2 separate regions of the Mus musculus genome follow, and region 1 is linked to region 2. Evidence: chromatin loops called from intact Hi-C (ENCODE). Cell type or tissue: gastrocnemius. All regions are shown on one strand. Each heading gives the region's core, and the rest is flanking DNA. Links, peaks and the distances in the headings are about the cores only.

Region 1 (16,081 bases), core at 3,292-11,291, 49 kb before region 2:
TAGGGCTGCGTGCATATGCTTAGGATCAGTTGACAGAGCTCACAAATGGGATGCAGTCACAGCAGGTGAGACAAGGCTAGACAACAAACTAGACAAGGCTAGCTCTCTCCCCGGTGGCTGGAGTTGGGGGTCAGGATGCACTGCACAGTGTTGGGTTTGCTGACTGTTGACTGTACTGAAGTGAGAAGAGCAGCACTGGGATCGACCACGCAGAGGAGATGGAGCTGCTGCTGGAGAACTACTACCGCTTAGCAGAGGACCTCTCCAACGAGGCGCGCGAGCTTCGGGTCCTGATTGACGATTCGCAGAGCATTATCTTCATCAACCTAGACAGGTGAGGATGCCCTACAGAGGGGGCAAGCACTGCAGTTAGGAACGAAGAAGCACTTTTTAAAACAATGGCATTTGGAAGAAGTCACACCATCACATCTGGGACTACTCCAGTGGGCTTTATTGGTTACCTATGGCCTGGCTAAAGCACTGAATGATGCATGGGTTTTTTGGACTCAGAGTTTGAGGGAAACTTGAGGTAGCTGCTCATATGTCCTAGTCAGGAACCAGTGAGGTGAGTGCTGTGCTGTGCTCACTTCCCTGTGAATGCTCTCCAGGTCCCCAGCTGCGGACTAGTGCCACCTATGGCAAGGGTGGGTCTTCCCACCTCAGTTAAGACATTTGTTTCTATGGTGATTCTAAACTTTGTCAAGCTACAATATTATAATACATCACAGGAGTTCCTTTTGAAGGTGAAGAGTGACCACCCCCAGCCTCCATCGGCCTTCACTCGGTGTTGCTGGATCTGGGTGTGTGCTGGTCTGAGTGGGCTGTTTTCTCTGCAGCCATCGCAATGTGATGATGAGGTTAAATCTCCAGCTGACCATGGGAACCTTCTCCCTTTCACTCTTTGGTCTGATGGGAGTTGCTTTTGGCATGAATTTGGAATCTTCCCTTGAAGAGGTAAGAATGCAACTCTTTAAATAGCTCACAGGATTTTATTTTATAATGTTTAAATGGTCAGATTTGTTTGAAGTATATTCGTTCCCTTTCTCATTGCTGTGACAAAATCCCTGGCAAAGGCAACACAAGGTGCAAAAAGTTGGTTTTGGCTCACAGTTAAAGGAGTCACAGTCCATCATTGCGGGGAAGGCAAGGTCGCAAAGCAGGAGGCGTCTGGTCATGTGGGCCACAGTCAGGAGCAGGGGGCTCGCCCCCTCTGGAGACCCTCCCAGAATTGACTCCTGAGGGGTTCCAAATCTAGTCAAGCTGACAATAAAGATGTCACCTGAGCACAGGCTATAACTCACTTAGAAGTCAGGCAGTTACCAGTGGCCCCTGTGCGTTATTTCCTAGAACATGGAAGTACCCAGGAGACACTGACTAACTGTGAGGCAGTGGTAATAAGGGATTTTATTTTAGTTGTGTGTTCCTGGGAGTTTACATATATAGGGCTTCTTTGGTACAGTTACCACAACTCTATAAAATAGACACATTTCCCCTACTTTGTAGATGAGAGCCTCAGGAAACTAAAGTTGCACTTCTATAAAACAAGAGGATTTCAACCCAAAATGAAATCCTTTCTCATCCTGGTGTGGTGGTGCACACCTGCAGATCCAGCTCTTCAAGCCCAGGAATTGAGGGCCAGCCTGGGCTGCAGAGCAAAGCCTTGCCTTTACAGCATTTTCTGATAGTTGCATTATACACAGTCCCAGGTGCAGCAGACCCCAGTTGTGAGGAGACTGAGGAGTAGTCCTGCCCTCGCCGTGGTGTTTGGGCTTTCTTTACTGCAGGCCTTGTCCTCGCTGCTTTTTATGGAGCACTCTTCAATGGCGGGGAGCTTGTCTGTGAGGAGCCTGACCCCCCCCCCCTCTTTGTGACTGGAACAAACTCATTTCTTTCAGGACCATCGCGTGTTTTGGCTGGTTACGGGGATTATGTTTATGGGAAGTGGTCTCATCTGGAGGAGGTTGCTCTCATTCCTTGGAAGACAGCTGGAAGCTCCTGTGCCCCCTGTGGTATGGACTTGGGGTTCACGGCAGCACTGCTGGGCTCTCTGCAGATCTGGGCCAAGGGTCAGGCAGCCTGGGTTTCAGTGGTCGCAGGCTTTGTAACCCTGTGCAAGTTCTCCTTACTTTCCCTTCTAGTAATCCAGTCCACACTATGTGCATCCTATGATGTAGACAGTTAAATAAGGTGGGATGCTTAGCAGTGTCCAGCACAGTGAATCAGCTGGAAATGACTTGGTTTCTGTAGAACACTGGCAGGAATCCTACACTGAGACAGATGCTCTGCAGGGCTTTCCTGTAGCTGTGCTGAAATGCAGCTAGCTGTAGTGTTCTCATGAGCCTGGGGGCTGCCCCTCCTTTCCTCCCTTGTCTGTGGAGTCAGCACTGCTGGAGGAAGTGCACGGGCACGGACCTGCCCAGCCTTCCCTTACCCTCTGGTTAGTGGTTTCTAAGGAAACACAAACTGAAATTCCTTTCCTGCTTTATGTAGATGACCTCCTTACCTAAAAAGACCCTTCTGGCCAATAGAAGGATGGACGTGAAAAACAGCCTCAGGCCGGAAGGACTTGGAGCAAGCAGGACTATCCTGGCAAGCCGCTAGCAGCAGCCTGACAGACAAAGATTTGTATACTTCTGAAGCTATTATTACTTTCTGGGGAAAAAAGACAACTGGTGTTTAAATTATGTCTGACTAAAAATACTGTGGCATTCACAATACTAAACTTGATCACATCTTCAGAATTCTTTGAGACTAAGAAGAGGTTTCTTTGTAAAAGGCCAAAACCCTGTGTCCTACCAACTTTTGAAATACTGTTTTTATGGGCTTTTTAAAGTATAGATTAATTTATTGTGAGGTAGACTTATGTAGATTCAGCGTCATTCTACATATCAAGAAGAGTGCAGCTTCGTGCTGAAGGAGCCCAGGGACTGGCAGAGCCCATGGTTCCTGAGCACACAGACCTCACTTCCTCGCGCAGGGAGGGACCCACACTCCTAGCAGGTTCTCACTCAGGAACGAAAGCTAATGGATCTGTTAGCCTTGCAGCAAGCTCTGGAGGAGTGTTAGACCTTCCAGGCATTTGCTCTCTTTTATATATAAGATGAATGAAAGGAGGTATAATTTAATGTCAGCATATTTGGATTCCAGTTAATCAAGATTCTTACTATTTTTTGATTAGTTATAAATAGAACCATGGGAGTTAGGTTTAAAGAAGGAGTTTGTTTATTCTCTTACAATTTTATAGCTGTTTTGATGATTGCCTGTTTTAAGAGATTGTCCTACTACCCCCTCCCCAGGAGAAAATGTATACAGCCAGCTAATGTGTTTGCCGACCTCTCAGAAGTTAGCAGATGGGCTTGTCAAACAAGAACGTAGCTAATGCAAGAACTGTGGGAACGTGATCTTCCCAGTCAAAAGTTCTCGTTTAAAACAAATGGCAAAGCAGGCCATGGTTGCTCCACCAGCTGTGCCTCCAGTCCTTGAGAGGCTGCAGCAGGGAGATTACAAAGAGTTTGAGGCCAGCCTGGGCTACAGATTACGTTCTAGGCCAGTGAAGGTTATAGAGTGAGTTCCAGGCCCACCTGGACTATAAGTAAGACACTGACTCAAAACACCATCTGAAATGAGGCTGCGAGTGCTGCTCATTTTAGAGTGCTCACTCGCCTGGTGGAGCAGAGCTGGGGGGTCAGCCCTCTAACTGCACGGGAAGAGACAGATCGCTCATACCTGTAAGTTTGGAAGCTGTTGTTCTAATAACCATTCAGCCTGCCCTTGTGTGTTCTCAGGAGGTTTCATACAGTTGTGTGCTAGAACATTACAATACCAAAAAGTGTGCTTCCCAAAGTAATGCACTTGTAAGACTATAGTGAGGCCAGAGCAACGCTTAGCCTACAGGGAAGGAATAATGAAGTGCTTCCACCCCAAAATGTAATTAATTCACCTCACATAAAAGGACAGAACCGGCAGTTTAAAGTTTTTAAAGGTGGCTAGGTCAGGTAGGGTTTTTGAGTGACAGTGCTCCTTAAAGGGACTGTAAATAGCAAATACTGAGTTTAGTGATTGAGAAAGCAGTCACACATCAGGTGTGAGCAAAGAGGTGGGATCCGGTCTGTCCTTAACGTTCAGAGCCTCTGAGCCCATGTGGGCAGAGCAGAGGTCATCCTGTGAAGTGATTCCTGACAGCAGACTGGAATAGGCTAAACAGCTCACTGACAGGCTGCTGGGTGCTGGGATCCAGGAGCTGCGCTCAGCTTCATTTCTGTGATTGGCTGCAGTGAAGCTACATTTGAGCTTCAGTGTGATAACTTAAGTAATGGCCAAAGAGGTTCTAATGGGAGGATCCAAACGTGGGTGTATCATGTACTTTCTCACAGAGGACTCAATACAGTCAGTATCCTGTCGACTTGAAGATGTTTGGATTTCTGTAAGCTTTAAGTTTTCTTTATCTGATGCCTGTTACATGCTATGCTCAGGCACTGAACAAAAGACAAATCCTCTGGCCATGTTTAGACAGGCTTTTGTCCATCCATTACAGAGCAAAATCACTGGCACTGTGTGGCTGGGTTGAGGGAGCCCCTGCCTGCTGTGCACAAGGCTCTGGGGTTCGCCTTGCCATTTACATTTGCTAATTGCTGTCCGTGTACCAAAACGATGGCCCTTCTGCTGGCTGTGCTCTTTAGATAGGTTGGACCACTACTTAAACCAAATGTCCCATTGTGCTTCCTGCTGTGCCTTAGGAGTCAGAGTGTGTACTCACAGCAGCTGTGCCTTCCTTCCTTAGTGTCTGTAGTTGTACTTGACTGTTTAGAATGGGAGCACAGAGATCAGCAGTGAGGAGGGCCAGTGTGGCCCCTTCCCCACGCCCCTCTCTCCTCCTCCCACTGTTTTCACCAGACATATGACAAAATACCCAAGATAAACAGCTTAAAAAGAGGAAATGTTTATTTGGGCTCACAGTTTTCGGCCATGTCAGCGCCAGGGTGCTTGGCCCTGTTGCTTTGGGGCTGGGGAAGAAGCAGGGTGCTGTGGCAGAGGGGAGCTGCCCAGGTCATGGCAGCTCAGCTGGCAACAGAGAGGCAAGGAAGGCCCAGGGGTCCTGATACAACCCAGTACGTAACTCTCCTCAACAGAGTCCTACTCCACAGTTCCTACCTTCTTTAAGCTAAGGATCAAGCCTTCAACATAGGAGATTTGGGGTACATTTAAGATCCAAATAGGACCAGCCACCACTACCAAGGATTTTTTATAGGAGCAATTATATGGAGAGTGTTAAGAGCTAACTACACCCTTTCTAGGCAAGAGAGCCAGGTATTCCCACAGAAAAGGAGGTGGGTTGATAAAGTCCCAAGCACCGGCAGCAAACTCAGAGGATGCAGAAGAAAGAGCTTGAGAGGGGACCTCACAGCCTGCTGCTCCTATCACACGGCGTCCACACATAGCTGACCATATTTCTAGGCAGCCTGGCTGTCCCAGGTTTCGCTCCACCGGAGAACTACTTTGTCCATCCTGGAGATGACTTGGCTCAAGAAAGCGGGGCTGAATAGAAGAGTGCCGTCTTTAGTCTGAGCTGAAGCTGTAGACATGAAGTGCCCCAGAGAGCCGGGCTCCCCAAGAACTCCTTCCAGCAGCAACAACCACTTGGTTCTGTGGAGGACACAAGACAGACAGCACTAGTGACATTCCCACCATGAAGCAGACGTCATTCTGTGCTCTGAAGTACACATAAAAGCAATGCTGGCCACACCCCACAGCCAGAACTTGTGTCTCTCTCTTTGTTCAGACGCCACTTTCTCAGATCTGATAAGTTCCAAACCCCACTGTTGTACAAGGGGACCCCAGAACCTCACTGTGGTCGGTGCATGTGCCCACATCTGGAGTGGCGGGGGCTTGCACGGGCCACCTTCACAAAGCATCCCTGCTGCCTACACTGTTCTCAAGCTCACTTTCAGAATTCTCTCCAGAGTCTGCTGCAGGTTGTGAAACATTGTAGTAATGGCAAATCTTCACAACAGTTCAATTTGATCTTGGGGAATAGCCAAAAGTTATTTTAGATTTTTGTTGGTGAGTAGTGTAGCTGGTTATGCTGGCTGATAGCACTTTAGACAGCAGGCTGTGACATTTATCTTGTTGGTTGTATTTTAACATTAATAATCCCAAAATGATAATAATGGTAGCAATGTATTGTGGCCTGATCATGTATCAGGATTCTAGGTGGGGCCCTTACTGGCACCGCCTTATAATACGCCAAGGTCAGTCAACACAAGAGAAAAATAATCTTTTCAGTTGGCAAAGTGGTAATTTCTTCTCTTCCATTTTTTATGTAATTACTAATTTACTAAATGTGCTTTTACTTTGGCTATATTCTATGTCTCCTTTCTATTTCCTGGTCAAACCATGCTCCTCCCCAAAAGTTAAACTTCCTGGCTGCTTGCCATCTCCCTGGTCTAACCATCTCAGAACCACGAGTTCTGCATAGACAGCCACTGTCTGTATCCCTGTGTCATTGTACCTTGATGCCAAAGGTCTTAGCTGCGTTTTATGCTTTGGTCTAAGCTGTAAGCGGAGACTTGGCCGTGTCGGACTGCTCTGTCTTCTCGGCTGTCCAGTGAAGCAGAGTCAATGTCCTGCTGAGGCTCACCAACTGACATGGGCACAATGACAGTGCCAGTGCTCCTTACACACGTCTCCAGTCCCACCAGCTCACGTGTCCTTCCTTCCTGAGTCCTACCTCAGGTCTCAGGGAAAGGCCACTGAGCTAATAGCCTGTCTTAGTTGTGAGATGGGAAAGTGGGGGATGTTAATACACAAGTGAACTGCAGTTAGGAAGGCTAACTTGTAGAGTTAACAGAGTTAACTGTAAAGTCCTTTCCAATGACCTTGATCACTGCTACCCTTGGTCAGTGTTCCAGACAATGTCTAATTTCTTGAAAATGCATAAAATTGTAAGTAAAAGCCAAGCATATCCTTTAGAGAATCCTTCCATAAACTTAATAACTGCTGTTTCTAGTAGCTAACCCTGGTCTGTCATGGTCTGTCAGTGAGGACTGTTGGCCACCAGAGGGCAACTTCACTGTGAGTCTGCCAAGCACCTCCCAAGCCTTTACCAGATTGCTGTCACCAGTTTAGGACTGCCCACGCTTGGGACTCCTGCTCACGTTGCCCCCCAGCGTTGCCCCCCAGCTGCTCGTCGTGTGCCAGTCTCACAGACCTGTGTGTATCTTCCGAGCAGTCGGCATCCTTCCTTTGTTAATAGCCTGGCACAGTCTTAAAATACCAGTCCTGGGATGAGCAAATGCTTTTGTGGGTTAGTTTGGTTTCCTTTGTTTTGACACAGGGTCTCACTCTAGCTCAAGTTAACTTGGAACTCTTGAGTCCCAGGCTGGCCTCAGATGCCTACCTCAGATTCCCAAGTGCTGGGATTAGAGGCATGAGTCACCACACCTGGCTCTTTATTAGTATATATTAAGGTAAATTTCTTATATTTATTGAAATATTAAATATATAGAAGAAACTTTTAGGAGTCCCACTGCTGTGTTTCTTGCCTACAAGGATATTTGCATAATTATGTAAAAATACAGGTGCAAAAATGTTCACTACAGCACTATCTGCAATAATAAAAAAATGGAAATAGCATAAATATAAGAGTGTAATTTAATTGAATTATGGACTGTCCAAAAAATAAAGTATTGTGTAACTATTGGAAGTACTCATTGAAAGGAAACAAAGGTGCCTAAGAGTGTAGCCATGGTGTAGGTGTCTGTCCAGACCAGCAGGTCTCAACCTGTGGGTTGTGACCTCTTGGGGATCGAATGACCCTTTCATGGGGGTTGCCTAAGACCATCAGAAAATACAGATGTTTACATTACAATTCATAATAGTAGCAAAATTACTGTTATGAAGTCGCAACAACCATAATTTTATGGTTGAGGGGGTCACCACAACATGAGGAACTGTATTAAAGGATTGCAGCATTAGGGAGATTGAGGACCACTGGTCTAGACTTATTAAAAGACGGACCAGGCACCCAGGATGTTACCCATGAGGTTGCTGCCGAGCCTGACAGCCTGAATTCAGTCTCTGAGACCCACGAATGGTGGGAAGAGAGAGCAAAGGCTCTCCCCTGCTCCTCTGAGCACCACGAGTATACTGTGGCTCATGAACATACTTGTAACACAAATAAACATGTTTTAAAAATCAGCAGTCTGGACATTGTCATTGCAGTGATCTGCAAATGCCATAAAGGGCCAGGGGATACTGGGGGTTATGTGAGAACTGTCTCAGAAGCTGTGGTGCAGTGTGTACAGCCAGAGGCAGCAGGAGTGAGAGCACGTCCTCAGCACCACATGCAAACACCCTTGAGTCATGGACCCTGAGAGCCAACGCCATAAAAACCTCATGTCAGCAAATATTCTATCAGCTACTTAAAGTATTTTTAAAAAGTAAATATAGTTGTCCCACAGGCCCTGCTAAGCCCTCTGTAGAGCAACAGAGGGAGGGCATGGGGGGGGGGGCATGGGTCTCACACTTAAAAAATAGTGAGGTTAAGTTCCTGTTTCCTTTCTTTTCTAAACTAAGAAAGGCTTGTCAGAGCTGGTGTCAAAGCGCAGGCCCTGTACTCACCCTTCCCTTAGACCGCACGGACACCAGCGAGCTCCCAAACCTTGAACTTGCCTGTAAAACACGCACACCATGGTTGGTTCAGCAGTTGAACCAATAAGTACAAGGGGCTGGGGTGGGGGTGTCAGACCTTGGGGTACTTACCTCTGGAGAAGTTAGTACATACTGTGCCTGGAAAAGAGAGCAGTGGGGAGACCTTTAGCATGGTTACTACTCATGCAGAGCTTTGAGCCAGTCTGACAGCTTCGTGCTCATATTTCAGTGTTTCCAGATTCCTCCAGGTATGCCCTGTAACCTAGAAATCCCATTTACAGAAGCCTAGATCCTAAAACCTAGTCTTGTAAGGAATCATTTCCATGGGAATGTTTGCCCTGTGGTGTATAATAGAATCAGCCATAATGACTAGCGGTCACCACTTGTGGTAAGTCAGTTAAATGGGCTTATTCCAAGGTAAAAGTTAACAGATAGAACCCCCCTCCCACCTCCCTTCTTAGCAGGATCTAATGTAATGCAGGCTGGCCACAAACTCACTATATAGCCAAGGCTGTCCTTGAATTCCTAGTCCTCCTGCTTCTACCTTTGGAGTAGTAGAGTTACAGCCATTACCACCACATCTACATCCCTCTAGAGCAATGTGTACTTTTCCATAAAATCTAGGCTCTAGGCTGCTGTCATTTGTGCTTTCCTCTTTACATCATCTACTTATTTTACTTGGGTTGTGTGTGCATGCATGTGTGCCAAAGCATGCACGTGGAGGTCAGAGGGCAACTTGAGAGTAGGTTTTCTCCTACCACGTGGGTCCTAGGCCCTCCAGCTTGGCAGCAAGCTCCTTTAGACACTGAGCCACCTCACTGGCCCAACAATGTTTTCAATATGAGGTGAATACTCTTCATCCAGAATGCCTGGGTCCAGAGTTTAGATTTGGGATTTTTCTGGATGTGAAGTATCTACAGATATATACTGGGATGTCCAGAGGATGTGTCTCAGACTAAACAGGAGATATATCTGACAGGTCCACAGCCTGACAGTTCTATACAGTATGCTAATGACTGTACACAAGACCAGTTCCCTACTGTAGAGTTTTCATTTGCAGTATCATGTCAGATCATGAGAAGTCTTCGCTTTTGCAGTTTCAGGTTTTAGCCTGGGAATGCTCAGCTTGCATACTGTTTGATTAAAGTCTAGCACTTGGGAGGTGGAAGTGGGAAATATGAGGCCAGCCTAGACTATACCTTAAAAAAGAAAAATCAAGTTAATTTGTGAACAAAACAGGCATGTTGGGATCCTATTGGTTAACAAGTGTTAGAAAGAGGTCTTAGCACAGGCCCTTGGCTGCCGTCTGCAGTGTGTCTTGAACAGAAGCCCTCTGTCCTTCAGCCTCTTTGTCTGTCATTGGCATCAAAATAGCTTCGTAGCTTTGATGTGGATTCAGCTGCACACAGTGCTGTATTGTGTGCACACTAAGTAGGACATGGTACTGCTAGCCTGGGATCCCCACACCAGTGAGGCAGACACAGGGAGACTACCACAAGTTCCAGGCCAAACAGGACTACATGGCAAGAGCCTGCCTCCTGCCTACTAGAAGATTATGCACTCTGATTAGCAGGGGAAAGCCCTATAGAATTCTAAGTAGGTTAATTTTAATGCTCCTCTTTGTGTTTCTGTATTTTCTACATTTTTCACACTAAACTTTCATTTTGCCATTTAAAAAATCATTTTTTGTTTGTTTTTAAGACAAGGTCCCACTTTGTACCCCTGGCAGAGAACTTACTATATAGATGAGGCTGGCCTCAAACTCACAGAGACCCAAATGTCTCTGTGTCCTGGGTGCTCAGGTCAAAGGCATATGCCACTACACCTTAATTTTCAAATTTAAGAAAGATAACAATAAATAGTAATAACAAATAATAATAGCCAAGCTGAGTGCTTAGAGACGTAAGGAACCCCGTCAGAGAAAGGAGTAAGGAAGCAATACACAAAAATCAAAAGGCTGCAGTTTTTGGTGAAGTTCCAATGTGGCCAAACCTCCTTTAGCTCCCTGCCCTGGGCACCTACTCAAGCCATGGCCAGCTGTGAACAAGGACCAAGTCCAACTGGGTTCCAGCTCTAGAGGCAGCCAGCACAGCTGTAGGCCCACGGGCGGATGACTAGGCGCTAGACCTTGCCCATCACGGACTCCGCAGGTCTCCCTTACCTTCTCCTCCGGACATGGAGTCATCCAGGACTTGCATTTGCCGGTCATGTCACCTAAGGTGGTATACATGCCATTATAAATGTACACTCGCCCATCTTCTCCCCCTAGCAGTCCGGAAGTGACATCTGTTATCCTCAGTGGGGCAGCCATGATGATTTCATCTGTTAACAAAAAATGGAAAAGAAGCATTAGACTCCTCTCTGCCTTCTGTCCTCCACCTCGGGATCCTGAGCCTCCCACAGGTAACCAGTTGCCACGGCTGCCTCCAAAGTCAGTGAAAGGCCTTTGTTTCCCACTTTGTCATCCATCAGTAATGGACCTGGTGACCCTCCCACTAAGTCTTTAGGAAATGCAGCTTATTTGTGTGCATCTAAGTTCTGGTCTATAGAAGCCCTGGAAGCCAGGCGTGGCACATGCATGCAGTGCCACACAGCTTGGGAGATAAAGGCAGAAGGATCAATAATTGAGAATCAGCCTTGGCTGCACGAGGAGGTAGAAGCAAACCTGAACTAAGTGAGGTGGTGTCTTAAAAAAAAAAAAAAGTTTCTTGGGCCACTGGACTGTCCATGAGGAGGCAGAAGCTAGTCCATCTAACTGGGACACAGGTCCATTGAGTATGAAGGGAGTTAGCTTTAGCTAAAGTCACTATGCCCAGCCTTACCTAAGCCATCATCATCCAGGTCAGTCAGGTGCAGAACACTACCAAATCGAGAAAAGCGTCGGTCTCCACTGAATGTGCTGAGCAGAGCAGGCTGTGTCTTCTCGGGAGCTAGTTCGTACATCCGAGTGGCTCCACCCTGGTGCAGGGTCATGGTTAGGAATGCCATTTTAGACACGTCATCTGAAACAAGCCACAGGGCCTCCTAGCATCATAAGAGGGAAGAGAGGACCCCACCAGTGTTCCCATTTGTGCCCCAGGAATGTGCACTTCAAGTGCAGCATGTTCTCACACTGTCCTGTCCCCAACTGCACGGTGACCACGCAGCCAAACCTTTGCCAGATACAAGTTTACTATTCAAGTCTCTTCCCCGCTTACAGGAAGCAAGCATTCTGGGAAGTGGTTTGGCACTATGCAGAAAGGGTGTCAGAACACTGGCTCCTCTAGACTAGGAATCTCCCTGATACCCATCGTGTATCAGAAAAGTAGCTGTAATTTCCCCAGGTCTGGTTCTGTGCCTAAGGCAAAGCACAGTGGCAGGTACAAGGAAGAAAAGCGCTATATATGTAAGAACAACCGTATATTTGAAGAGTATTTGACATAGAACATGCTTACAATAAGATATGAATACATTTTCTAGTTAAGAAAGAAAAATACATGAGGAAGTTGCTGGCAGGCCTTCTACCCCACCTTCCCAACCCCCACATGCTTCAAGTGGCCAGCATTAATTAAAGGACTTGACTATCCTAAAACTAAAAAATTTTAAAATAATAAAAATAATTTAAATTTTTTAAAAATATGAGTTACACTTTTTATATATTTATTCTGTGTATGCGTATCTTATGTGCATGAGCGAGTACCCACAGGAGCCAGAAGTTGGCACTGGATCCCCTGGAGTTGGAGTTACAGGCAGTTAAGCCACTTGACACAGGTGCTAGAACTGAGTCATCTGTCTATCCCGTAATTTGTGGGTGTGTTTGTTGAGAGTCTCATGTAGTCCAGGATACTCTCAAACTCACTACATAGCAGAGGCTGGCCTTGAACCTCTGATCCTCCTGCCTCCGCTTGGCCTGCAGGAATGAGGACCCGCAGAGTCAACTCCAAGTTTCTGGTGAGCCTGGGCTAAATAGTGTCTCAATAACAAAAACAGAATTAAAACAAAACAAAGCAGCTCTTCTCTAGCTCTGGGGTCAGAGTGTGGGAGCTTTAAACTCACTTCCGTGCATCATTCCGTGCATACAACATTTGAAGTATTGATACTATAGCCATTTTGTAAATGATGATATACAAATTCAAAGAGACTAAATACACAACTTGCTACTCATGACTTTTAAACAGGAAGCACTTAAGCCCACTTGTCCCATGACTTTCTGTCAAGACAATATGGTCAAAGAGCCTCATGGGATGTGGATGACCTACCATGAGTAGGGGCTCCAACCAGCAGGACTTGGGTTAGGGTCCCATTCACTCTCACATAACCACTGGACAGGGAGGTACCCAGCTTTCCCATCGCCTGCAAAGAACAATTGGTTGTTACCGATCGAGCGAGCAAGCTCCCTACAGCACACTGTCCTGGAAAGGGAGCCTGCCGTACCTTATCTCCCGAGATAGTGATTGTGCTCTGGCGGTTCGGGAGAAAGTAGCCGTACACCTTTCCCAGGCTCTTTTCCTCTTGGTTCTTTTTGTGGCTTGAGCGTGCCATCCTGGGGAGAACACAGTGGTTAGTGGCAGATGCAGGATGCTGGTCCCCAAGGGGTTTAGTGTCCAGGAAAGGAGCCTCACCCTACTATGTAGACCTTGGGCTCTGTCCTATGGTCCTGAACTGCCAGCATTGGCTCCTATGAAGTTAATCTCACGAACGTGGAGACTCCCAAGTCTCGCCTCAACCCTCCACCTCCTCCCAGCAGCAAAAGCAGAGATGCCCGCTACCAGTGGTTGGTTCACTCTCACGGCCCACCCCACTGCTGGTGTCCGAGGGGAAATCCTGATGCCAGGACTTCAGAATCAGACTGTGCTGGAGGCAATGTCTTTAAAAGGATCACCGAGTGAGAAGGAACACTGGGGAGAACCATAATCAAACAGGACTTAGTCCTTATATGAGCAGATTAGTACACTGACACCAGAGGGCTGTGAGAAGCCCAGGGTGGAACGGTCTCTGCATGGCCAAGTGATTGGCTTGCTTCCTGACTGTTGTGATGCTGCAGAGCCAGAGCCAAGAAGTGGTCTCCGACTTTCTTTAACAACTGCCACTCACTCACTCACTGCCCATCTCTGTATCTCACCTAGCATCTCTGTGACTCTTAGTTAAAGCCCTTTGAAAGCCATAGGCAACTATCTCTCACCAACTCCGGGCTAAACATCTTCAGGAAGCCTCTGAAGCTAGCAGCGAGTCCTTGAGCTTCTAATCTACCTGTTGTTTCCACCAACTTATTTCGAGGAAAAAATAAATGCTTTGATTTCTTACTTTCTTTTGTTCTGTAACTAATGTAATTTCACAAAACCATTTCTGTATTTGAACATGTTATTTGAACAACTTAAATTTGTGTCCCTGTGCCCCAGTCAGTCATATGTGGCTGAAGAATAAACTATTTCTGGGACTGGAGAGATGACTCAGCTGTTAAGAGCACTCGTTGCTCTTCCATGGGATTGGGGTTTGATTTCCAGCACCTACATGGTGCCTCACAACTGGCTGTAACTCCAGTTCCAAGGAAATCTAACACCCTTTTCTAGCCCTGTATACAAATATTTTCAAAAAAGGATAAGCTATTTCCTTTGAAGAGTGCTCTGACTTGCAGAGATAACTCTAACAAAGATGGCTATATATAAGCCAAACAGGAGCAGAACCTTGTCCACAGTTTGATCTGAGACTTCCAGCTTTCAGAACAGTAACATGAAATATTTCTGTGTTTAAACTCATCGTCTGAGAAATTCTTTGTGCAATGTCTTGTGCAATGTTCTTGCATAAGAACCTACAGCCTCCCTCCAGAGCTGTTCCTTCTAAGGGCAATAACCATTCACCCCCTTCTTCATACCTCATACTTACTGAGGTCCCCAACACCTGGCACGTGCCCCTATGCTCATCGTTTCCTCTGATCCCGATGTCAACACTCACCTGCTGACATTCTTCCAGGTCGGGCTCCCAATCAGCAGCAGGCTTCTGTTTGCCACTGTGACCCCGTGAAGGGAGTATCCAAACCACGAGAAGTCCTCCTCCCCATTCACCTTCCAGTCAGCTTCCTCCAAAGTCAGTAATTCTAAAGAACACCAGGCTCCATCAGCCGACCAACCAATCATCAGCCAAGAAACCCAGGCCCAATAAACGAACATGAAAGGAGCAAAGACAGGCGTGTTCTAGGCATGGGGGCACACGTCTAGAATCGCAGAATTTAGGATGTGGAGGTGGAAGGATCAAGAGTTCAAGGTCATCCTTGGCTATACGCAGTTTGAGGTTAGCCTGGTAGTGTGATACCCTGTCTTAAAAGCAACCCTCTATATGAGTGAATGGTTGGTACCTATTCCTCTTCTGAGGGAGGACCCTGAATAGAAGGGATGGGTCCTTTTAATGAGCAGATGAGAACCAGGTCCTTTCTGAGATTTTGCAGACCTTGTTGGTTATACACGGATCCCAGGGCCCCAGCACTATTCGCAGATGTCACACTTCAGACATGAAGTGTGTTTCACAAGCCCATTTCCAAAGGGTCCAAAGGGACACTACTTAGAAAAGCCTTCTCAGGGCACTTGGAGCAACTACGTTGGCTCTGGCCCTCAGCCTTCACAGCATCTCTGTTCCACTCTTTGAAGCTGTGAAAATAACCTCTTGTCCCTTTGTATGTGGACCAATAAACCAGGTGGCCTGATTTGGTGATTATTATTTATTAAACATTTATTTATGGTGTGTGTGTTTGTGTGTGTACCCACGTGCCATGACATACATGTGGAGGTCAAAGAACAACATTTCAGGAGTCAGTTCTCTCCACCATATGGGTCCTAGAGATTGAACTCAGGTTGTCAGCCATAGCAGGAAGCCACTTACCCACTGAGCCATGTCACCTGCCCTCATTGGCCTTTCTCTCCCCATCTTTTGCCACGACCTCTGTCAGCATGAGAGCCCGTCTGTTAGCAAGTGACATTATAGCACACAGGCCCACATGCAAGAGATGTCATGGCAGCCACAGTGAAGCCGTGATCTCTGCCCCTCCCCTCGACCAGCATCTACCTTTGTCATTCCGTCTGGGGTGAGAATAAAAGGTGGCCACAATTCCTCTCTGCTTCCCTCCACCTGGTGCGAAAGGGGAGCTGATGACCAGATCGTGCCGGCCATCTCCGTCTGCATCTGTTGCCAAGAGGGTCCAGCCCAAGTTACAGTAGGTGTCCTTAGGAGGAAGATGGGACAGCACAAGCCATCAGCCCCAGAGGCCGTGGGGCAGCAGCTGAGCGAGGCCCAGACACAAGGCAGAAACATACCTTGCAGGAGATGGTGACGTTAGGGGAAGAAGACAGCCTCCCTTGCTGGGAACCATAGTAGACATACACCGAGCCCTAGACAAACAGCAACAAACCAGAATGCTTTCATGGTACTGAGAACCCTAAACCCTAAAATACAGCAAAACCAG
Region 2 (16,081 bases), core at 4,983-12,982:
TTTTGGCATCCACAGAGGAAAACGTAAATATATCAACAGAAATTCTGTTCCCTACCTCTTTGTAGTTAATGCGTCCATCTTGAAGCCGAAGAAACTCCAGAGCCCTGTGTCCTGCAAGAAATGAATACCATATGAGCTAAGCTCAACTGTATTTACCAGAGATCATTTTAACTTACGTGTATATGTGTCTGTGTATATGTGTGCGTATATGTGCATAAGTGCAGTTACCCATGGAGGCCAGAGAGGCTCTAGGACTCCTCCGAGCTGGAGTTATGCACAGCATAACTCCACTATGGCTCCACTGCGAACCACCCAGTGTGGGAACTTAGAAATGAAAATGGTTCCTCTGCGAGAACATGAGGCACTTCTACCCGCTGAACCATCTCTCTAGCTTGCACAGATTTTTTTTTTAAGAAAACCACATTTTTTAAGTTGCAAAATATGGAGAAAAGGAGATAAAAAGTAAGATTGCACTCACTTGAGGTTTTCTTTAGGCAGAACTGCTTTATTTGTTTGTTTGATTGATTGATTGAGTGAGTGAGTGATTGACACAGGGTCTCTCTGTGTAGTCCTGGCAGGCATGGAAGTTTGTAGACCAGGCTGGCCTTGAACTCCCAGAGCCTCCTTCCACCTGCCTCCTCAAAAGTGTTAGGATTAAAGGCATAGTTTTATCATGTCTGGCTTAGGCACAATTTTAAATATTTATGTTATTAGAACACAAATCAAATTCGTACTGTGATTTAAATGTCCTGCTTAAGTAACTCTATGACCTTGGGCAAGTTACCTAACACTGTGGACCTCGGTTCCCTCCTCTGTGAGATGAAAGCAAAACGCTACCTCACAGGTTAGCTGAAAGGACCACAGAAAGCAAATACTGAGCGAGGGCACAGGGGCAGTCATGTGGGAGGAACTCGGGAAACAGAAACTGCCATGGTATCTACCTCAGAGCTGGGTAGAGAACCCTAAACACAATATAAATAAATAAATAAATAAATAGGCCCCAAAGCATGGCTGACCAATGGTCCCCAAGTGTGTTTCATCACTGAAATACTTTGGAAGGACAATCACCTCAATCACCTCATAAAGCTGCGTACTCTACCCCCCATGCAGACGTGCAGAGATCCAACCTGAATCAGCATAAGTGGGATGGTTGATACTCCTTGGAACTCCCGCTGAGCAGCAACGTCTATTTCTATTGTGAATCACATTTTTTTTTTTTAAGATTTGGTTTAAAGTGCATGGGGGCTCTGCCTACATACATGTCTATGCACCACATGCAGACAGTGCCTTCAGAGGCTAGAAGAGGGCACTGGATCACTGGAGTTACAGACAACAGCTAGCTGTCATATGGGTGTGCTCGGAATCAAACCCAGGTCCTCTGGGAGAGCAATCTGTTCTCTAAACTTATAAAACACCTCTCCAGCTCTGAATCATAGTCTTTTTTTTTTTTTTTTACATCAAAAAAGCCTCTCCTCTACTGTATACATTGATAACCCAATAATGAAGTCACAAAACATACAAAGCATCCAGATTCAGGATCCCAGTTTTTCTTAACACAAACCACTGAATGAGGACAATTCTAGAAATGGTCTGACATAAGAACCAATCTTCTACTCAGGCCTCACATAAGGAAAAAAAAAAAAAAGAGCTATGTCATCTAAGTTGTTACTAAATACAAGGTGGAATTTCAGTTGCCCTTCATATAAAAAATCTTAGAGTTTGTGCAGATTTGATTTCATCTATAGAAACATAGGGTTTTTTTTTTTTTTGGTTTGGTTTGGTTTTGGTTTTTCAAGACAGGGTTTCTCTGTGTAGCTCTGGCTGTCCTGGAACTCACTTTGTAGCCCAGGCTGGCCTCAAACTCTGAAATCCGCCTGTCTCTGCCTCCCAAGTGCTGGGATTAAAGGTTTTAAAAAAATGGTTTTACTCTGTAACCTAAGGTGTCGGGAACTCACAGCTCTCCTCCTGCTTCTGTCTTCCCATTGCTAGGACTACGGGTATAAGCCCACCACACTCTGGTTAGATATTTTTAAATGTCCATTAGGACTTATCTATCCATCAAGAACCAACATAGAAACTCTAAGGATTTTTGTTTTACTCCAAGGATTTAAAAAAAAAAGAAAAAGAAAATTTCATTTACATGTGCTCTCCTTGGGCTTCTGTCATTTTACCTTAGAATTGGAAGATCCCTAAGAATTCATTACATCCTCCCCGCCCCCCACCGCACCCCCGCACCTCCCCCCCCAAAAGCTACAGGCACCAGAACAACACGTTTCTCAGAACAACACGTCTAGTTTACAGCAGGACTAATAGTTGCAGTCTGTGTCCCTTTCCCTTTGTTTCTTGACTTGCTTTCAGCAGTAAATGTTTGACTCACTGTTGGGACACAGCATTCTGGGCCAGACCACCCACCAGGGAGTCTGAAACAGTGAATCCTTTTCCTTCCCTGCAGACTGGAAGGTCTGGGCCTGGGCCAGGGCCAAGGCCCGCTGTATCCTTTTACACTGGTAACTATGATCTTAGGATCCTGCCTGCCAGGGCTCAGAATCTACATTTACTTTATGCTGCTAACTTTTCCTATTACGTGTGTAACCTAGTCCCTCTTTGTAATGAAAAGAGGTGGCTTAACTATAACACAGTATCATCTTTATTGAAACAAAAGAAAGCCCAGAATATTAAATATACCTAAAATTAGTCTTAAAATCACTGTAGAATGTACTCTTATTTTAATTGTTTTATGAATTGCTTTACATTCCTTACACATTAAAAAAAATCACAAATATATTTCATAAGAACCAAACCCCTTCGTTAGAAGAGACCTACCACATATGCTTACGATGGTAACTATGCAAAGTAATAAGCATTTTAATTAGCTTATCAACATATCCTATCACATCACATACCTTAAATTTATACAATTTTTGTCAGTTATACATACGTTAATTAGGAAAAATAAGTTTAAAAGGCCCTCCCCCTTTTCACTTATTTAAATCCACTATCTATGTCATAGTTTGATTTTCATTGCTGAAATAAACACCATGAGCAAAAGCAACTTGGGGAGGAAAGATTTAATTGGCTTACACATCCCAATCATAGTCCTTCACTGAGGGGAATCAGGGCAGGAGCTCAAAGCAAGAACCTGGAGGCAGGAACTGAAGCTGAGACCGCAGAGGAGCGCTGGTTACTGGCTTGCTCTCATACTTGCTCAGCCTGCTTTTGTATACACCCAGACATCTCCTGCTCACAGTGAACTGGATCTCCTCCATCCATCATGAATGAAGGAAATGCCCCACAGACTTGTCTACAGGCTCATCTGATGGAGGAGGTTCCTCGGGGGAGATTCCCTCTTCCCAGATTTGTCTAGTTGACAAGAACTAACCAGCACAGTCAAGATCACTCAGCCACTACCCCTAAGGTCAGGCATACTGGAGTCTGTAGCCTCATCATAATTCCTATGATGCTGGACTCCTGTAATGGTAACAAACACTCAGCCTCACTGGTTGTCCTACCTCCCTGAAGCCAAGCATCCTAAGGCCAATGGGTAGCACTTAACCCGTGGGAAATAACTTAGGTGAGTGATGGAAACTAGGGTGACCTTAAAGCTCAAATGATGTGTCATACCCATAAGAGCCACTAACAGCCACTCAGGGACTCGCTCCAATGGCCACACATGAAGTTTTACATCTACCTAGAAATGCCTGTCCTTGGAAATATAAAAGCACAAAACTAGTCTCACACCCCTGCCATAGACATCCACCTTCCTTCTCTCCTAATTCTGTGACTGTCCTCGCTTCCTCACTATCCGCTGCAAGGAACACCCAGTGGCCTCACATAAAGGAGCCTACGGGGCCTCAGCTCTCTCACCTAGCTATCCCCCCACCACCACCACAACCAACAACCCTTCCATTTCCTAGCCCTGGATATTTCTAGTCTTCCTCTCTCCTCTCCACTGTCAGGCAACTTCCCAAAGGAGAAAGAGTTGTGTCACTATGTGGGATAGATTTTCAATCTCTTTCTTAAGTTCATTGATGGATTCTTGTCCTTTTAATAACATGAAGAGGGATGTCGAGATGGCTCAGTGGTTAAGAGTACATAGTGCTCTTGACAGGACATTATTTGATCACAAGCAACCATGTTGGGTCGTTCATACCTGCCTGTAACCTTAGTCCTGATGCCTCTGACTTCCAAGGACACGTGCACTCATGTGCATATACTTACACACACACACCAAAAAATAATAATAAAAATAATCTTCAAAAATTAACACACGAAGGGGGTAGGAATGGGTGTCGAACTCACATAATCTCAGCACTCAAGAGAGAGGTTGGAAGTTCATCTCAACTTTGAGGCTAACCCATTCTACATAGTGACCTCCAAGGTAGCCAGAACTATATCAGGAGACCCTGTCTGTAAAACAGACAAATAGACAGACAGACAGACCCTCCCCCCCCCCCCCACACACACACACAGAGCCCAGTACTTACCTATTTCTACATGTGTTGAGAGACCACAAGATGAGCTTTTAGAGCAGAAAAGAGGCAGCAGAAGCAGCAGGCTAGACCACAGCCTGCCTGCAGACATGTTGTCATTCCTCCTCAGCTGCTCTGCTAACGTGGGGACAATCTTAGCTGTAGCCAAACTATGACTCCCAAATCCAGGCACGGACTCGGTGTGTTCCCTCTACACAGGTCACTGACACAGGAAACCAAGCCTCGTTTCAAAATAACACTGTTTTCCAATGAAGTCGACGGGGATCGCCCACTGTTTAGTTTTTCCAGAACAGCAAACAAACTGTCCACCTGGGAGGGGAGAGAAAGCAATCTGCTGGGATCTAAAAGCCTTGGCTGGAGGCACCTTATCATCCCACCCACCCAGATTTCCCCTCAACACGCAATTGGCTCAACAAATCAAAGCTGCCTTCAATTTACTTTCCAAACCGGACACTTACCTATGCCAGTTGATGGTCACTCCGATACTACCTTGCTGTCCACGAGCGGCATCTCCAATATCCTCACCTCACACTTATCAGAGTTTCCTCATCCTCCCAAGCCCCAAGTGCATGCTGGGAAAGCTTTTATGGTGATCACCGAGAACCGGCTTCTCTTTTTGTTGTTTGGCAACAGATACTGCCAGTTCGACATGTTACACAACCCCAGCCACTCCTGGCCATCTACTCTGGCTCTTCCAACAGGACTTACCCGAGATGTGTTGCAAGGAAGGATTCCTGCAGCCCAAAGACACTGACTGCACCTGCAAGGTGGAGGCAGGAAGCAGATTAAGGCGAAGAGACAAGGGTCTGGAAAATGCTGGGCTCAGAACAGACTCATCATAAGGTAGCCAATCAGAAACAGGGAAACAATCCAGGTCATTCGTGGACATAAATGATGGTGATCTTAACACCCAAATGATGCGCTGTCAGTGTTCAAAGCAGCAGGGTGCTCCCGAGAGGCTGTGAGGAAGCAGTATTCATCCTTGGGCTAGGCAAGGGGAAGGGTGAATGAACAAAAGACGGGAGAATTTGAGCCGGCTGTCTGCCAGGCAGCCGTCGGTTATGTAATCTTCAGCCCCATTCAGACCCGTAGACATGGTTTCTGTAGTTCTCTCCACCCAGGGGCACTGGTCCTGACTGCTTCTAACTGCCTTTAAGCCACAGGCTACAAGTTTTTATTTGTTTGTTTGGTTTTTTGTTTGTTTGTTTGTTTTGGTTTGTTATTTTGTTTTTTAATTGGATAGCAGGGTGTTTATAAACTTACATCACTTTGTTTTATAGCTCTGGCTTTCTTATGGGGCCAAAGATGACCTTAAATTCCAAATTCTCCTGCTTGTACCTCCCAGTGTTGGGACAGTAGGTGTGAGCTCAGCATATCAGACTAACTTTTTGTTAAGTGAGAAAATTGACGTATAAATCTAGAATTTTAGCTCTCTATACAGAACCAAATAAAAACCCCAAAGAACTGACTTCTGGCCCTACATCCCTCTGTGACATGACACCCAACTGGAGTGGGGAACCAGTGTCCCTAGGATGAGTAAGCTCTCCTCTGTGTCCTCTTGTCCTAGCCACCCACAGTCAGTGGCGGATCCCCCAGTATTACTATGCGTGCTGAAGTCTCAGTTGGCCTGCCTGTCCCTCTGAGCCTCCTAAAGTCTGCAGGTAAGATGATAGTGATGCTAAATTAGGACCTAAGAGCACCCAAGAATAGTCAGTCAGCCAATAACAGAAAATTGGGGGTGATGGCGTTTACTGTTGTCCCAGAACTCTAGAGGCTGAAAACGGATGGTTGATGGAAGTTTGAGGCTGGCCTGGACCACACTGGGACCTTTTCTTGAGAACAACAACAGGGCTGGCAAGATGGCTCGGTGGATAAAGATACTTGCCAACAAGCCTGACTGATGACCTGAGTTTAGTCCCCAGGACCCACACGGTGGAAGGAGAGGACTGAGTCTCCACCCGCATACACAAGTAAATAAATGCAGTAAAAAGCTTAAAACAACGACGAGAAGATAGCAGATAGAGGACTGGCAAGAATCACCAGGTGAAAACCCTGACTAAAAGAGCTATTTAGGCAGATATACGAAAACCAAGCCACATAAAACACCAGAGAAGGTAATGGGTTCCATTACTAACCAATACTAACCCCGGATTCCTTATATATTTTATACATTCGAAGCTTAGAATGACCATATTTGTTAATGCAACAAAAACTGGAGGAATCCCTCACTTAGTGCCATGTGATGGCTATGCAATAATGTTGCTTTTTTTTTTTTTTTTTTTTTTTTTTTGAGAAACGCTGGGGAGATGCCTTTTACTCATGACATCACAAGCATGAGGACCGCATTCCCACCCTTACCAGCATTTAAAAGCCAGGCACAGTACTGTGCTCCTGTAACTCCAGGGCAGGGGAGGCACAGGCAAGCAGATTCCCGGAGTGCATTGGCCAGCCATCCTAATCAAATCAATGCACTCCAGGTTTGGAGAAAGACCATCTCAGAAATAAAGAGGAGGAAAGCTATTGAGAAAGATACCTGATGTTGACCTCTGACCCCTATATCGTACATGCCCACATGTTTATGAAAATATTTTCCCCCCTACTGCTATCCACCTTGCTAACGCAGGCCTTTTTTATAAAGAGACAGTGTGATTCCATCACCCGGAGCTTCTCTGAAATGCAAATACAAGTTGAAAAGCAAGGGTGCAGGTATCCTAGGAGCCTGTGAGAATGTGTGCCTCATTTGCATACCAATCCTGCTAGCTTCAGGCTGAGGGACCTTGTGCAAGTTATTAAAATATGCTTCTGCTTCTCTGTGACTCAGAGGTAATAATAGTTTCCACCTTATGGGTCATTGTGTTTATCAGATGAGCCAATGCACAATGCATTTTAAGTGGAGATCAGTATACTATAAGTGCAATATTCCTTCACAACTATCATTCAGAAGAAAACTCCCCCACCCAAAAGACTCACCAGGGACTTCTATTATTTTCCCTGTTGATTTTTGTTTAATTTGGGTTTTGTGGCATGGGGGATCAAATCCAGGGCTTCCTTCATTTTAGACAAGTGTTCTAACACTGAGCTATATCCCCTACCCATTTATTGATTTCGTTCCTATCAATAAACCAACTTTGCATTCAGTTTAGTCAGTATAAGATTATTTCTAAAAATTTAGATATGGGTATAAAACAAAGTTGGATGAAGTCAATTTCAATTGAAATGAAAACTAGTCTCCATATGCAGATAAATGATGAAACACAATATTTTTTTATAAAGCTGCATGTAATTTAGGCTCTCCTCAAACCATCTATGTAGCTGAGTTATGCCTTGATTTATTTAAGTGTGTGTGTGTGTGCATGTGTGTGCGCGCACATGCACGCCTGTGGAGATGAGAGGACAAGTTTCAGTACACACACACACACACACACACACACAGACACACACCTGCTTGAGGCAAGGTCTCTCTTCATCTTTCTGCTTCTCAGAGTACTCCAGGCTAACTGGTGCATCTGGGAGATCCGTCTGCCTTCAGCTCCCACCTTGCCATAGGAGTGGTGGAACTGCAGCTATACCCACTGCATCCACCTTTTTACATGGGTTCTGCAGATTGAACTCCGGTGATTAGGCGTGTAAGGCAAGCACTTTTACCCACTGGGCCATCTCCCCAGCCCTTACCTTGAATTCTCCATCTCTTTGTCTCTACATCTCTGTGCTGGAAATGCAGGCCTGAGCCCCCAAGACCAGCTTTAGATACAATTTTAGCGTTCAAAATAAAGCATAGCTTTCTATGTCACTGTTAGGAATAATAATAGCTCATCAGGTGCTTGCAGCCAAGCCTGATGACCTAAGGCCAATCCCAGGGACCCACATGGTAGAAGGGGGAAAAAAAAATCAATCCTGGCAACCCTCCAGTTCTTCACATAAATAGGTAAGTTTAAAATCTAGGAACTGGAAGCTCATGGTACCCAGGAACCCAAGGGGAGAAGAGGCTCCGCCCCCCGTGACTGCGTTTCTCCTGTGGGTCCTAGTGAGCACCCATCCAAGATCCGGGAGTCACGGGGAAGAGGCTGGAGGGAATTGTTTCCACTCCAAACGGGGGCTTGCTGGGGAGAAGCATCAGTGTAGGAAGTTTCGGGTGCCACTTAATGGACTTCTCAGACCATAGGGACAATTGCCTTGGTGAGCTCCTTCCTTCAACAAGTAAGTAAAAGCATTTTACTACCGCGTTGCTGTGAAGATTAACAGTAAGACTAAACCTAAATATTGTGTGCTTAGGCTTTTGGGAATTTTTGTGGGTTTTTTTTTTCTCACTTTCTAAGAAACAAACAGTGAAAGTGCTACGAGACTTCGGTGTTACTCCTAGAGCGCAAATGCAAGGCGGGCAACTCAGCTGAAAAGGAGAGTAGGCAGAGCTTTTACAAAGTTTCTCAAGCCAGGAGCGGTGACTTGCTTGAATACTCTCAGATTGATACCGTGGATTCCCTGAGTTCAAGACCAGCCTGGGCTGCATAGTGAATTTGACGTTGGCTTTGGTTACCAAACAAGATGTTTTTCTTTTATTTCTGTTTTTTTTTTTTTTCAAGATGAATCTTTACAGAAATAAAAGAAAAAAGGGGAGGAAGAGAGAGAGAGAGATAACGAGAGACAGTGAATTCTATATTGGATCCCGAGACACAAAGCCGATTTCAAGTTTGGGGTCTACAGTGATTAAGACAAGATCTGAAGGAATGTCCAGAGAAGATAGAATGGTCTATGAGTAGAGCGCCCCCTACAGGCAGCAGGAATACAGGCCGGCCAGCTTGCGATAGCTGAGAAAGCCACCGGAGGCCCTCCTTATCTTGACCGCTTCTCGCTCCAGTTCCCTTAATAAAATACAGGACAAAGTAGTGAACACACACAGCACATATGTGTGCACACCTACCTGTACACACAATTAAATCCTGCTATTGAGACTTCTGCCAGATGTATCTGGCACATGACTGGGAGGCTCTGACTCAGCAGAAGACAAAGCCAACAATTAAAAGAACATCCAAGGCATTTTGCAAATACAATATTCTAACTGGGGCATGTAGTGCTCGCCTGTAATTCCAGAACTCTAGGAAGGAAGACTGCGAGATGTAGGTCATCCTAGGCTACATAATAACATGTTTTCTCAATAATAACAACAACATTTGACTCCACGTATTCTGAACACAAACCTGCTGTTTCTTTTATTCAAATTAAAACTTAGGGTTTCTTTCTTCTGCAGAGTTTGGGGCCCAGATGCAGCAGGAGGATGAAGATTTTGTTTAAGGTGATAGTGCTATGTTCAATCCTCACACCCCTGTTGATTTCTTTTTTAAAATAGGGTCTCAGCCTTGAACTTACCGAGAGCCTCCCAAGTGCTGGCCACAACACCGGGCTTATTATTACTTCTAGGATGATTGTTTCCAGTTACTAAACTTCAGCTCTGTTAGTTGCTTGATGTACAGCAGCTACGTCACGAAGCAAAGGGCAGTGGCTTGGGAGCACCACTGCTCAGGACCAACAGAGGACACACACAGAAAGCATGCAAGAGGAAGCCTCACTTCGACCCTAATTGAACGGTTGCCCCAAATCTCAGTACTCAGGAGCGCTGTGCTCCGAATTCATGAAGGGGATATGTAGAAAAGCATGCAAGGAACCGATCACTGAGCCACACTTCACCCCTCACTGAACAGTGATCCCCAGTTCCAATGCTCAGTAGCCCGAGCATATGAAACCGCGAGTTTGGCCTTTGGTGCCTTCTTTAGACGGAGTGCATATTGCCGGGGCTGGGGAACTGGGGAACAGAAAGTGCTCCCGTCACAATTAAGGCCTAAAGAAATGACAGGTGAGCATCCGACATTGAGAACGGTGAGTTATGTGCACGAATTCATCTTGCTGGGAGTCTTTCCATTCGCAGGCCCTGGAGAAGAACGTGCGGGGAACACAGTTCAAGCTCTGTCTCCTCGCAGCTCCAATCTCAACAGCTCAGAGAGAGGGCGCTCTCGGTGTCTCCGCCACCCCGCGCGTCCCCGCCACCCCGCGCGTCCCCGCCGCCGGGCTCCCGCTTTCCCGCGACCCCTGAGATCCTGCAGCTCGCTTGCCTGTCCCTTGCCGGTGTCGCCGCTACTGCCGGGCCATGGCGACCTGCTTTCTGCTGCGGAGCTTCTGGGCCGCGCGTCCTGCGCTGCCGCCTCCCGGCCGCTTCCGCCCGGAGCCCGCAGGAACCCCGCGGCGCAGCTACGCCAGCGGCCCCGGGGGCCTCCACGCCGACCTACTCCGCGGGGACAGCTTCGTGGGCGGCCGCTGGCTCCCAGCCCCCGCCACCTTCCCGGTGTACGACCCGGCCAGCGGCGCCAAGCTGGGCACCGTGGCCGACTGCGGGGTACCCGAGGCCCGCGCTGCTGTGCGCGCCGCCTACGATGCCTTCAACAGCTGGAAAGGGGTCTCGGTCAAGGTGAGAGCACCGCAGGTGCGGGATCCCGGCCTAGAAGGAAGCAGAGATCCACAGAGTGAAACAAAGTGAAACCGGTTCCTCGGGATACACAGTACGGAAAGCCAGAGCAAACAACAAAAAGAGATAAATTAGTTTGGAGCATGCGTACGGTTATCAGATCCCCTTCCTACATGTATCGACAGGTGTGCATAATAAAAGTGAGCTATGTCAGCCAGCCTATCTGAGAGAGAGAGAGAGAGAGAGAGAGTAGAAGGAAGATGAGAGAGAGCCCTGTATGTGAAAGCTGTATGTAGGGAATGTGTATCTGTATATGTAGGTTGCATGTTGGGGCTGTATGTGTAGGAGCTGTGTCAAGGACACTGAGAAAGGACATGTGAGCTTCGTTCAGAGGAGGGAAAAAGTCTAGGGGCATTCTCTGACTTTAGGTCTAAATGCGCTTACTAACAGAGATGGCTGGACAGTGGAGGGTAGATGGTGAGGACAGAAAATTATTTTAGAAAAATTCTTCCTCCTTTATTTTTGATAGTACCCCTGCAGCCAACCCCATGAAATCATAGTCTCTTTATCCTTCATTTCCTGCTGCTGTCTCCTGATGAGGGTACAAGCACTAGAGCCTTCACATTGGTCCACCCTTCGTGGGGGTGCCACGTATTTCTGGAGGTGCTTGGAATACAGAGTCCAGAAAAAAGGTTGGGGGAGGCTGGAGAACGGTTCGCCTTTTGAGATGTACTTGCTGCTCTTGCAGAGTTTCTGGGTTCAGTTCTCAGCGCTCCCGGGGCAACTCTCACCAGTTTGGGACTCCAGTTCCAGGGGATTGCTGAAGGCACACATACATGCATGCAAGCCAATGCTCATATGCATAAAATAAATGAATCTTAAGAAAATCCAGCCCCTTATAGAGCTTACGTGATGTTTTGGAGATCCAAACTGCAAGCTGTAAAGAGCAAGGAAGTGTGCTGGAACTGATGAATAATGTGGGGGCAAAAGACACATGCAGGCCCAGAGGTCAGAGGAGAGGCCAAGGTGGCCATTTGGGCAGCTTACAGTGACAGGAGTGTGTCTTCCTGCAGTTCCCGAGGCCAGAAGTCAGAGGCTGTGCTGGCTAAGTTCTATGTGAACTTGGAATAAGCTAAGGTCATCAGAGAGGAAGGAGCCTCCATAAGACTGGACTATAGGGAAGCCTACAAGACATTTTCTTAGTTAGTGATCAGTGGAGGAGGGCCCAGTCCGTTGTGAGTGGTGGCATCCCTTGTCTAGTGGTCCTGGGTTCTATAATAAAGCAGTCTGAGCAAGCCATTGGTAAACAGCACCCCTCATTGGCCTCTGCATCAGGTTCCTGCCTCCAGGTTTCTGTCCCTGTTTGAGTTCCTGTCCTGGCTTCCTTCCCTGATAAACAGTGTTGTCGAAGTGTAAGCCAAATAAACCCTTTCCTCACCAACTTGCTTTTTGACCATGATGTTGTGTTGCAGCAATAGAAACCCTAAAACAGAGATCAAGATGGCGGCAGGCCTGGTTTCATCTGAGGCCTTTCTCCCAAACTTGTAGACATCATGCTTTTTCTCCAATTGGTCTGTGTGGTTCTATCACCGTGGCCTTCTTCTGGGGCCAGTTGTTGACTGAAGGCCTAGCTGCCTTTAATCACTTCTTTAAAGACTCATTCTGAGGCACTGATGAGGTGACTCGGGGCTTCAACACCTCCCTCTAGCAGGGGGCACATTTTCTCCTATAACATCAGGGTTGGCCTTTCTGAGGATATTAGGTATAAGGATGAAGAGAGGCAAGGGGAGATCCTGAGCAACTCGGGAACATGGCTACTGGGCTTCCAGAACAGCAAGGAGGCCCTTGTGGCCTAGAGTGGACCAAGAACTAAGAAGAGATGCAGGGAGCTGTCACAGAGCTTGGGGAGGAAGGAGCTGCTTCATTCAGGACCTGTGGACCATCTAAGGACTTCCCAGTAGACTTTGATAATGGTAATGGGAGTTCTGAAAGAGGCTGTAAGAGGGCCGTGGCCGATGAACGGGCCTGTGCTTGCTTTTGTTATTGTTGTTTCTTTGTTTTGGGAATAGGGAAGTTCTTGAGGCATGCTAACTTGATAAAGAAAATAATTTTGTTTTCCCTATGGATTTAGCTGGTAGGAATCCACAATCAATAGTAGCCTGTACTGTTTGGAGGTCTATGGGACCTCAGTGGCTAACAACTCCAAAAGACATTATCCATTGCTGGTACTGGGTTCTTTATTTGTCAGCATGTGGTGCTTAAAAGGGTGTTGCTATCCTGTTAGAGAGTAACTTATTTTAAATCCCTCTATCTATGGAAGCTTTTATAGTAGACAGTAGGTTTCCATATGACTTTAAAAAAGAAAAAGAGAGGTCTTTAGTGTTATTAAAAGCTCTTGCCAGTGCTGTGGGTTACCTCCCAGAACATGATGGTAAGACCTATTGCTGAAGACACCAAATATTTGAGTGATGGGACAAAGAGGCATCAAGCTAGACGTGATGTAGAAATTTCACTTCTATCGCTGTCGTAGAGCTGGACAGTGCTGGGTGTGTGCTGGCTGGATTGTCTTGTCAACTTCACACAAGTAAGTCACCTGAAAAGAGGGAATCTTAATAAAATGACTGGCCTATAGGAAGACCTGTAGGAGATGATCTTGGTTGATATGAGATGGACCAGCCCATTGTAGATGGTGCCACCCTGAGCGCCCTTGAGTATGTAAGAGAGGAGGCTGGGCAAGCCATGAGGAACAAACTAGTCAGCAGCTCTCCTCCATGGCCTCTGCATCAGTTCCTGCTCCCAGGTTCCTGCCTCCAGTTGCTGTCCTAATTTCCGACTGTGATGCAGAAGTGTAGGATAAAAGAAGATGCTTTTCCTCCCCAAGTAGCTTTTGGTCATGGTGCTCTAGCACAGCAATGGAAACAGAAATGGGTACCAGATACAGGCATTGCTGTGATGGGCCTGCCTGTGTGCTTTAGAAACCCTAAGAAGACAGAAATGGGTACCAGATACAGGCATTGCTGTGATGGGCCTGCCTGTGTGCTTTAGAAACCCTAAGAAGACAGAAATGGGTACCAGATACAGGCATTGCTGTGATGGGCCTGCCCGTGTGCTTTGGGAGGACTGTGGTACCATTTGAACTCTGCACAGGAAAAGCTGTCGAGTGCTCAGAGCTTAGTGGGCTGTGTTGAGTGCTCAGAGCTTAGTGGGCTGCTCTGGAGGAGGTTGGGAGCTAATGTTAAGAGTAGTGCAGATGACGGAGGCCTGGCTTGTGAAATCCCAAAGGGAAGTTTAAAAGTCCCTTAAAGACTCTACTAAAGCCTTTCTTGTGGTATTTTAAATTAAGAGCTACTGACGTGAGGAAACTTTTGCTTGGCTGAGATAATCAGTCCTGGTCAGCAGGAGCTAAGAAATTAGTGGTGATTTTTTAAGACCAGTAACACTGAGAAGAAATCTGCGGATATTTCCACAGAAGCTGTGGTCCAGAGTGGATGGAGGCTCTACCTCATGCTGGAAGCTAACTTTGGTAGTATAAGAGTTACCCAGGTTTTAAAGGCATGAAGGGGTCCTTCAGAGCAGCTGAGGCTTGACACTCTGTGGTAAGGCTAGAGTCCCTGGAAAGAACCCTGGAGAGGCCACCGGTGAAGGTGCACCTCAGTTGTAGTAGAAGCCCTAGGATTGAAGGGGTCGCGAAGAGGGTGCAGCTTGGCACCATGTGTCAGTGTCAGAGTCCCTGAGGAGAGCGTAGGAGAGGCCATTGGTGAAGGCGCAGCCCATCTGCAGCAGGATAGCCCAGCATTTCTGAGATCATTTGGGGTATGATAATGAGATGGTCACCAAGGACAGGCAGCTGTGGAGTGGAGCCAGCCTGAGCCTGTGAGATAAGCTGTGTGTGCTGTGGATGGCAGAGATGGAGAAGTGCCACAAGCTGAGTCTAAGATCGTGAGCTCCTGATAATGCACTTCGCGCTGTTGAGCTTTGGTTTTGCTCTGATCTGATTGCAACTGTGCCTGGTTCTTTGCTCTTGGAACAACAACAAAAAAGTTTAATTTATTTTGGGTTTTATAAGAACTTACAATTAAGAGACTTTGGAAATTGTCTTAGTCAGAGTTTATATTCCTGCACAAACATCATGACCAAGAAGCAAGTTGGGGAGGAAAGGGTTTATTCAGCTTACACTTCCACACTACTGTTCATTACCAGGGGAAGTCAGGACTGGAACTCAAGCAGGTCAGGAAGCAGGAGCTGATGCAGAGGCCATGGAGGAATGTTCTTTACTGGCTTGCCTCCCCTGGCTTGCTCAGCCTGCTCTCTTATAGAACCAAAGACTACCAGTCCAGAGATGGCACCACCCACAACCCTCCTCCCCCATCACTAATTGAGAAAATGCCTTACAGTTGGATCTCATGGAGACATTTTCTCACCTGAAGCTCCTTTCTCCATGATAACTCCAGCGTGTGTCAAGTTGACACAAAACCATCCAGTACAGAAATTTAGAAATATTTTGAAAGCTTCCAAAGATTTTGGATATTTAGAGAAACCTTGGATATCTCCGAGATGTTGGGTATTTAAGAGAGTTTCAGTGTTTTAGAGAGACTTGAGATGTTTTAAAGAAACTGAACTTTTGAAGTGTAGAATTTGTAAAGATTGTGGGACTTTTAAAAATAGGAATGTTTTACGTAGTGAGATTCATGTTAACGTGATATTCAGAGAACATCAAGAAAGGAAAGGTTATGGCTAAAGTGGTGTGTTTGTGTGTGGAGTTGACAAGGGGTCAGTTGTGCTGGCTAGTTTTATGTCAACTTGACACAAGGTGGGTCGTCTGGGAAGGAGGAATCATAATCGAAAAACACCTCCATAAAATCGGCCTGTAGTGCTTTTTTTTGGTGGATGATTGACGTGGAAGGGCCCAGGTGATTGCACTTGGTGTTTCCCTAGGCAGGTGGTCCTAGGGTACATAAGAGATGAGGCCGAGCAAACCACAGGAGCAGGCCAGTTAGCAGCCCTCCTCCATGACCTCCACATCAGTTCCTGTGTCCAGGCTTCTACCTCCAGTTCATGCCCTAACTAACTTCCTTTGATGGTGGACTGTAAGATGAAATAAACCCTCAGGCATGCTGTTTTAGCATAGTCATGCATG

What was found. Peaks named below come from ENCODE experiments on the same cell type or tissue, not always from the same donor. Only the 100,000 strongest peaks of a DNase experiment are listed, where the experiment ranks them.
Region 1: it touches region 2 in a loop (5-fold over the local background); 27 of 42 quality-filtered maps call a loop at or near these places.

What each region holds. Positions count from the first base shown.
Region 1 is chr13:24,979,598-24,995,678 of GRCm38, reverse strand. It overlaps Gpld1 (glycosylphosphatidylinositol specific phospholipase D1), which reads right to left. Exons shown (of 26, transcript NM_008156.2): 17 at 15,933-16,007; 18 at 15,685-15,841; 19 at 14,581-14,722; 20 at 13,063-13,171; 21 at 12,888-12,981; 22 at 11,472-11,651; 23 at 10,811-10,971; 24 at 8,761-8,787; 25 at 8,620-8,670; 26 at 3,743-5,643. The coding sequence ends at 5,557. Mrs2 (MRS2 magnesium transporter) reads left to right here. Exons shown (of 11, transcript NM_001013389.2): 8 at 182-334; 9 at 837-954; 10 at 1,896-2,009; 11 at 2,491-3,384. The coding sequence ends at 2,601. Mir12184 (microRNA mir-12184) reads right to left here and starts at 15,624; the gene lies at 15,561-15,624. In gastrocnemius, for the core only: a CTCF peak has its summit at 7,059 (motif pointing right); DNase peaks (open chromatin) are centred at 6,481, 6,585 and 7,073; H3K27ac peaks cover 317 bases.
Region 2 is chr13:24,932,117-24,948,197 of GRCm38, reverse strand. Aldh5a1 (aldhehyde dehydrogenase family 5, subfamily A1) reads left to right here and starts at 10,537. Exons shown (of 10, transcript NM_172532.3): 1 at 10,537-10,947. The coding sequence starts at 10,630. Gpld1 (glycosylphosphatidylinositol specific phospholipase D1) reads right to left here and starts at 5,046. Exons shown (of 26, transcript NM_008156.2): 1 at 4,949-5,046; 2 at 4,485-4,799; 3 at 56-111. The coding sequence starts at 4,581. It overlaps 9330162012Rik (cDNA RIKEN 9330162012 gene), which reads right to left and starts at 10,797. Exons shown (of 2, transcript NR_102323.1): 1 at 10,595-10,797; 2 at 9,149-10,413. In gastrocnemius, for the core only: CTCF peaks have their summits at 9,261 (motif pointing left) and 10,499; DNase peaks (open chromatin) are centred at 5,476, 9,264, 10,544 and 11,652; H3K4me3 peaks cover 2,342 bases; H3K27ac peaks cover 1,827 bases.